Linked DNA regions of Homo sapiens: all the other regions are linked to region 3. Evidence: read pairs that join two places in POLR2A ChIA-PET (ENCODE). Cell type or tissue: MCF 10A. All regions are shown on one strand.

Region 1 (2,500 bases), 170 kb after region 3:
TGGGCCTCCCTCACTGTCTCACCCCCTCACCCTCAGGCTTTTCATACCTGGCAGTGCTGACCGTGGCCATCCAGACCTGTTTAGAGATGCAGCTTTCTCCAGCATCCACCCGCTGCTCCTGGTTTGGCTGCTGGAGGCCATCAAGAACAAATCTAATCCCTTCTGACAGTCGTATTGAGAGACAAGACACCTACCCATTCCCCAGTCATTCTCTTCAGCCCATGCTCAACGCCTTCAGATTCTTCAGAGTCTCTGAAAATGTGATAATGAGGCTACTGGTCATTGCCGGTCACGCCTGTCCTAGTGCTTGCCATTACCAAAGTTGCTTTTTGCTTGCTTTCTCTTTTTTCTCTCCCCCTTCATCTCTTTTTCTGATGGACACGCCTGCTAGCTCGCCTGCCTGCAGTCTATCTCTCTGCCCTCCTGCATGGTCCTCACCTCCCCAGCAAAGTCTCCCTGCTTTCCCCTCAAGGTCTCTCCTGTCCCCCAGGGGCCTCCCACCTACAGTGCATCTCCCTCCCCTGCCCCGCTCCCCCATTTACCCCCATTTCTTCATTTCTCCTCTTTCCCGTCCAAAGATGCGTGTAGGGTGGCTAGTCAAGAATTGCAGTGGAAGAGTGTTTTTTGTTTTTTTTTTCTGAGACAGGATCTCACTTTGTTGCCCAGGCTGAAGTGCAGTGGCATGATCATGGCTCACTGCAGCCTTGACTTCCCTGGGCTTAGGTGATCCTCCCACCTCAGACTCCCAGGTAGCTGGGATTACAGGTGCGTGCCACCACGCCCAGCTAATTTTTTGTATTTTTTATAGAGATGGAGTTTCACTATGTTGCCCAGGCTGGTCTCAAACTCCTGAGCTGAAGCAATCTGCCCACCTTGGCCTCCCAAAGCACTGGGATTATAGGTGTGAGCCACCGTGCCCTGCTGGGAGCTCCTTAAATGTGGTCCTCCACATTTCTTGTTGTGGAGCCCAGGATCTCATTAGTTCTTGGCAGCTTTCTGATGCCAGAGCCCTAAGGCTTGTTCAAAGCCCTTATTGCAAAAATTCCATCTCCAGCTCACCCACTTGGCCTGGTACATACCGCTCTTCATTGTATAGTTCTTTTGGCTCCAAGAACAAAACACTGGATTTGTCCTTGTTTTATCTGACCTGCCATCTCTGTGTGTTATGCTTTGTCCACTCCCAATTTAGTCTCTGAGTCAGTTTGCCCTCCCTTTTAATTTTATGTCATCCATAGTCTTGATGAGCAAAGTGTACCTTCTGTTTCCATTAATCATGGAAATTGCTGAAATGGGATGGGGGATGGGGGATGGGGGATGGGGTAGGGACCTTATAAGCCATCTGGTTGAACTCCTTCATTTTGCAGACCAGGAAACAGAGTTCCAGAAAACAAAAGCTACTTGCTCAGCACGACCCAGCTATGGGCACCTACATAGAGCTAGGTTCAGAAACTGGGCTTCCCGGTGCTGGGAGGGTAACATCTGGTTTTGAAGATATTTGAATTCAAACCAAACCACAGTGGTTGTGTGTCCACAACCAGGAATTAACATTAAGTGTGGACAAAAAAAAGTGCTACCCTCTGGCTTTGGTGATGGTACAATTGCTCATCATTTTAGGAGTAACTTTTAATAAGGGGGCAGATACTAAGTAAATTATTAAGAACTGAGCTTGAATACAGTTAGAACCTAAAGAGCAGAACAGTCAGAGAAAGAACAGATAGTTCAGTTGTTCTTTAATTTCTGCTCTGTTACCCTCTGCATGGAAGCCAGAATCATATTGCTAGAGATGTGGAGGAAACCCCCACACCCCATGTTTACCTGGGGCATGTCACTCCCTTGCTAAGCCTTTCCCCAGATGTCCCAACAAGAAGCCAGCTGACTGACTCCAAGTTCCCCTCTGCCCGCCTGCCCAGAGCAGGAGGGGCCGATAAAGTGAGGTGGGAGGCCTGGCAGAAACACCGAAGTCCAGATCTGCTGAGCGCGCCTCCTCTGCTTGGCCCGTGGATGTGGATTTCTAGTGCCTGGTGCATGTAGCTCTCATGGCCTGGCATTGACTGATGATCAGCTGGCTTGGGGTGAAGACGAGTGACCCCTTGGGGTTAGTAACATGGTCTCCCCTCTTTCCCCAGGTTCTACCTACAGCGTCCTGTCCACCATGCCCTCAGACTCAGAAAGCAGCAGCTCCCTCAGCAGTGTGGGTGAGTACCACTGTCTGGGGAGGACACCGGGTGGGCCAGGGGTCTGGGTGAAAGCCAAGGCAGCTGGGGTTCATGGGAGAGGAAGCTGGTTCTCCCTTGTCAGATTACTCACAGGATCATCCTTCCGTTGATTTCATTTACATTTTCTCCCATCATCAGAAACCCAGTTCTGATGTTAGAAGGAGGTGGGGAGGTGAGTGCTGGGAAGCACATGTTTTGCCATTGTTTACTTTGTCAGGGCACAGGGCTTCTAGGGGAGCCTGTTGACCCACCATCCCCACCCCAACCCCAAAGGCCTTGTAGTA
Region 2 (2,500 bases), 140 kb after region 3:
TTTTTAGTAGAGATGGGGTTTTACCATGTTGGTCAGGCTGGTCTCAAACTCCTGACCTCGTGATATGCCTGCCTCGGCCTCCCAAAGTGCTGGGATTACAGGTGTGAGCCACTGTGCCCAGGCTTTATTTTTGTATTTTTAGTAGAGACGGGGTTTCACCACGTTGGCCAGGCTGGTCTCAAACTCCTGACCTCAAGTGATCCACCCGCCTTGGCCTCCCAAAGTGTTAGGATTACAGGCGTGAGCCACCATGCCCAGCCAAAGGGGATCGTTTTTCTCTTATGGAAGGGGGCCCCGGGGTGAAGGTCTGTCTCCTGAAGGAGATAACTTGAGAGCAGAGCTTTCTGGGCTGAGTAGAAGTTCATTAGGTGATAGGTAGGTGCGTTCCAGGCAGGAGAAGCAGAAGCGTGAGGATATGCATTAATGTAGGACACAGCCAGGTGTGCCAGGTGACCATGGGCACCGTGGTGACTGGACAGTGGCTGGGTCAGGGAGGGGTTGCAGGAGATGACCTGGAGAGGAGGTAGAGGCTGTGCCAAGGACCCAGCCTTGTGGCCTCCCAGATCTGGCCTCCAAATCTGCTTCTGTTTCTGAGCTGTGACGCTTAGGTAAGTTGCCTAGTGTCTTGGAGCCTCAGCTTCCTCACCTGTAAGATGCAAGCAATAAGACGAATTTTAGAGGGAGTTATTAAATGATATAATATATATACACTGTAGAGCAGAGAACTTGACACATAGTCAAATGTTCACTAAGTGTTTATCTCTTCCTTTTAAAGTCTGGGGTAAGGCTTTTTGACTTTAGGCCAGAGGGAGCCGTAGAAGGTTGTGGAGGATGAAATTGATAAGATTATATCCATTTGCTGTTATGTTTGGGTGTTGGTGTTGTGTGGAGGATACTGGTCCAAGATAAGGATGAGTGAGGAGTGAGAAGAGCCTTCCTCTTTCATGGTCTCTTTCTGGTTTTCTCGTCAGCCATCTCCAGTGGGCGGCAGGGATGGCTTGCCAAGGCTCTGAGCTGAAGTTTTGGAGGAAGAGGCCAGGGTTTAAAATGTGTCCCTGGTGAGCCAGCTACCCCTGAGCGAACCTATAGGAGTGGACACTTGCTGAGCACAAGTCTGGTCATGAGAAAGTGGAATGAGTATGAGGAGAGGGGCAGAAAGCTGGGCCTTGAGCCTGTGGAACTGTGCATTGTAGTGTAGCCATAGAAAGCATTTGTTGACCACTCATGTGTGCCCCGGGAGGTTGCAAGGATCATCTCATCCCAGCAACTCTAAGATGAAGGCCACTACTCTCCTCATTTTACAGATGAGGGAACTGAGGCATAGAGAGAGTAAGTCACTTGCCCAGAGTCCCAAGCCAGTGAGTCGGGATTTTGCCCTTGGCTGTTGGAATCCTGAGGGCACGCCCATTGTACTGGGGTGGAGAATTGGAGCAGGCTTTGGGGAGTTTTCTGCTACCAGTTCCTGCTGGCAGATTTCCATTGCCCACAAGGAAGAACGCTGCAGCAGGGTGTGTTGGTCTGTGGTGAGGTGGCTGCCTCTGGAGGTGCTGAGCTCCCCCAGTCTGGGAGGGCCTGGATGGCTGCCTGGCCTGGATGCTGCCACAGCAGAGTCAGTGCCATCCTTACTAGGGAGATAGGTTACATGCTACCCTAGCCCTTGCCAACTTCAAGGCGGATGGGACCTCAGAAACCAAGCCCTGCAGGAGGGCACAGATGTGGGAGAATTCAGAGGAAAGCCATCTTCAGATTGGGCCATGAGTTGTCTGAGTACGTGGAGAGTGGCAGGTCTGGGGTGCTACCTGCTGTTTTCCAGCACTGGCTAGTTGATAACAGCTGTCCTGGGCTGCAAACCTCTTTGCCGCATCTGGGTAGGAGGAGAATCCTGGGATTGCTGCCCCGTCCCGGCGTGGGTGACTTTGGGTGAGTGCCCTCCCTTTCTGGGTCTTTGCATCTAGCATTTGGTGACCTTGCACAGCACGGAGCTTCCTCTACTTCCTTACCGCCTGCCTGGCCCTCTCAGGCATGCACAGGCCTGTCAGGAGCCAGGCCATGGAGGGGGCAGGGGCCCACTTCCTCAGGAGCACTCAGGGCAAGCCCTGACCTGAAGGGATAGACGCGGGGCCCAGCCGCGTGACTCGTGTGCCGTCAGGAGCTGCTCCTGCGCTGGTGCCAGGTGGTGTCATTGGGGTTCGGATTAAAAGATAACTCTATTGGCAGGAGGAGGCAGGCCTTTTCTGGCTTTAATAGCCAAGCCCACAGCCTGCGCCATGCAGCATCTCCCAGCCCCTGCTCCCATGTGCCTCTGCCTCTCCTTTTGCTCCCTGTGTGCCCGGAGGGCTGGCAGGGGACCCGTCCTCAGATTGTGCTGCTAGCACTGTCTCCCCTACCTTGTCCCCAGCTCCCCTCTGTGGAGAGGTTTTTAAATCCTACGAGCAATTCAGGATTTGCTTCCCTTTTTCTCTCTCCTTCTCCAAGAAAAGTGAAGTCCCAGGGAACTGCA
Region 3 (2,500 bases):
GGGCTCAAAGGCTGGATGAAGAGAACAATCAATGTGTTAAATGTCCTTCAGACCTAGGTCAGAGGACAAATTTTGACTAATTCTTTTGACTAATTCTTTTTGCAACTTCTCTCAACAGGTACAATCCTCACAAACAGGGAGTAGTTCTTAGTGAGTAGTTCTGCTGGCAGTTCATTCATTACATACTCCATGGCGCTGGGACATCAATGTGATTACAGTCCTGGGCAGGCAATCCCAGGTTTACTGCCTTGCCTGGCAGGGAATCACTGCAAAAGGATGCCACAAGAACAAGGGCCTTCATTGATTCAAAATCCCACTACGCCCACCCCACTCCTACCCCACTTATCACATTACAATTTTAGGCTGTTCAGATGTGCAAAATTTGTTTTAAATGAGGTAACAGGCTGGGCACAGTGGCTCACACCTGTAATCCCAGCACTTTGGAAGGCTTAGACAAGCAGACTGCTCAAGTCCGGGAGTTCAAGAGCAGCCTGAGCAACACGGCTAAATCCTGTCTCTACAAAAAATTGGCAGGGCACGGTGGCACATGCCTGTAGTCGCAGCTACAAGGGAGGCTGAGGTGGGAGAATCACCCAAGCCCGGGAGGTACAGTAACCCATGATCATGCCACTGTACTCCAGCCTGGGTGACAAGAGACCCTGTCTCAAAAAATAAACAAATGAGGTAATGGGCCATTCTAACCAAGTGCTTGTGGGAAAAAGCATATCCACCAAAGACTTTTATATGAATACATAATTACCTCAAAAATTTTCTATTTTAAAAAAAAAAAAAAAGACACCAGGCACAAAGTTGGGAGATTAAGTAATAAAAAGCAATGGAAATGGTAAAAGGCAGTTTTGCGTATATCCAAACAGGACAGAGGCTTTGCCAGATTTCACAGACTAGTTTATTACCAGTGCTGCCAGGCTGGTTTCATGGCTCCAGAGAAGACTGCTCCTTGGATAAGAGAGCCCTTCCCAAGCCCAGTGTTAACTGAAGCCATTTCCTAAGTATGTGGACACAGCATTTCCCAAGTGCCTACTTGGTAAAGTACTCACCTTCCTCCAGTGAGTCACTTCACATGTAACATGCATTTTGGAGTTTACAAAATAAACATGATTTTAAACGTTTTCTCCTTTGCTCATAATATACTATCTTAAAACATATTAGGTTGGTGCAAAAGTAATTGTGGTTTTTGCCACTGCAATTACTTTTGCACCAGCCTAAATAGCACTGGCATTATAATCGACCATACTATAAAACTGTCGTCCAAAGGCCAACATGCAAAGCATCATCAAAGCAAACTCAGTGAAGGTGATGCATCCCCACACCGTGCTTACAATCTCAGTACCTGCTAGACACTTCATTTCTGATGAACAAGAAATCCAAGAAAGTAGAGAGGAAAAGCAAAAAAAAAAAAAAAAAAAAAAAGTTCACAGAACACTTGATTATTTGTTAATTTAACAACCCAACACCTTAATTCTATTCAATGATTTACAATGTCCAACTATTTACAGCTAGCAAAGCTGGTAAAAAGCTGCTTATCGCTAAAATCACTTGTCTTGGCCAACTGGAGAGGAAAGCAATCCTGAGATCTCAGTTGCCTTTCCAGTGTGCCAGGAAAACACGGGCCACATTGATCCAACTGCTTCTTAAACCAGTGTCCATATTAATAAGTAAAATCACAGGGAATGGGATCCGCTCTGCATTGAAGGTTCTATGCCAATTAGTAAAATTAAAACTTCTTGTGATAGGCTTGAAAGGTGCCCACCAGCTGGGATCAATGAACCAATGTGGCCTCCAGATTGTGCTGTGAGCTGACAAGGGGTGGGCCAAGCTACTTTACTGAGGTGTTAAGACACTATGCTACATAGTTTCTTAAAACATGTTACCTTCTGTAATCCAGAAGAAGAGGGAAAAGAAGAAACATTAAGAAAAGTTATTTTAAAAATTAATAAGATCCCTTCTTTCCTAGAAACTAAAGACCTACAATTAATGACGTTTCTATATTTTCCTTAATGAACTATACCTTTTTGCCAGCACCAACATTGGCCTTTGCAGTCCCCCTGACTTTCTTCATTCTGTTCTTGCGTTCCTTTCGTTGCTTTCTTGAGGTCTTTTTCTTCTCATACAGGCCATGCTGAATGAGAAAAGAGTACATCCAGGTGACTTGTAAACATTAAAATCATTACCCACCACTCTGGTAGGGAAACTGACCCAGTCTGAGCTTAAGAAACACAGCTTTCTAAACCAAAACTTTTCAAGTACATTTAATGCATGTTTTTGCTGGAACAGAAAGGATCATCAAGGGATTTTAGGTATGGAATAGCCTCACAGGAAACAAATGGTCCACTCAACATTCTCTCAACAGGGAGTTTGGGAGACTGGCTGTTCTTGTCCAGACTTGAGCTCACAGATCACTATTTTTTCTTCTTTTGCACTACCAAAACAAGGCACCTCCGAAGTGGCTGAGGGGATCTCTTCCCATTTCAACTCCCCA

Evidence for each region. ChIA-PET counts read pairs that join two places held together with the same protein. Peaks named below come from ENCODE experiments on the same cell type or tissue, not always from the same donor. Only the 100,000 strongest peaks of a DNase experiment are listed, where the experiment ranks them.
Region 1: POLR2A ChIA-PET joins it to region 3 with 7 read pairs; 3 of 35 experiments call an interaction of 5 or more read pairs at or near these places.
Region 2: POLR2A ChIA-PET joins it to region 3 with 7 read pairs; 7 of 35 experiments call an interaction of 5 or more read pairs at or near these places.

Annotation. Positions count from the first base shown.
Region 1 is chr10:77,868,824-77,871,323 of GRCh38, reverse strand. DLG5 (discs large MAGUK scaffold protein 5) reads left to right here. Exons shown (of 32, transcript NM_004747.4): 2 at 2,127-2,195. Among named protein-coding and RNA genes, the nearest start is that of DLG5, 57 kb to the left of the region's middle. In MCF 10A, no CTCF peak of the experiment used is centred here; a DNase peak (open chromatin) is centred at 1,093.
Region 2 is chr10:77,898,278-77,900,777 of GRCh38, reverse strand. The region is part of intron 1 of DLG5 (discs large MAGUK scaffold protein 5); the gene reads left to right. LOC101929347 (a long non-coding RNA gene) reads right to left here. Exons shown (of 5, transcript XR_007062208.1): 5 at 572-646. Among named protein-coding and RNA genes, the nearest start is that of DLG5, 27 kb to the left of the region's middle. In MCF 10A, no CTCF peak of the experiment used is centred here; DNase peaks (open chromatin) are centred at 1,457 and 2,087.
Region 3 is chr10:78,036,834-78,039,333 of GRCh38, reverse strand. RPS24 (ribosomal protein S24) reads right to left here. Exons shown (of 6, transcript NM_033022.4): 4 at 2,030-2,140. Among named protein-coding and RNA genes, the nearest start is that of RPS24, 4.2 kb to the right of the region's middle. In MCF 10A, no CTCF peak of the experiment used is centred here; a DNase peak (open chromatin) is centred at 1,023.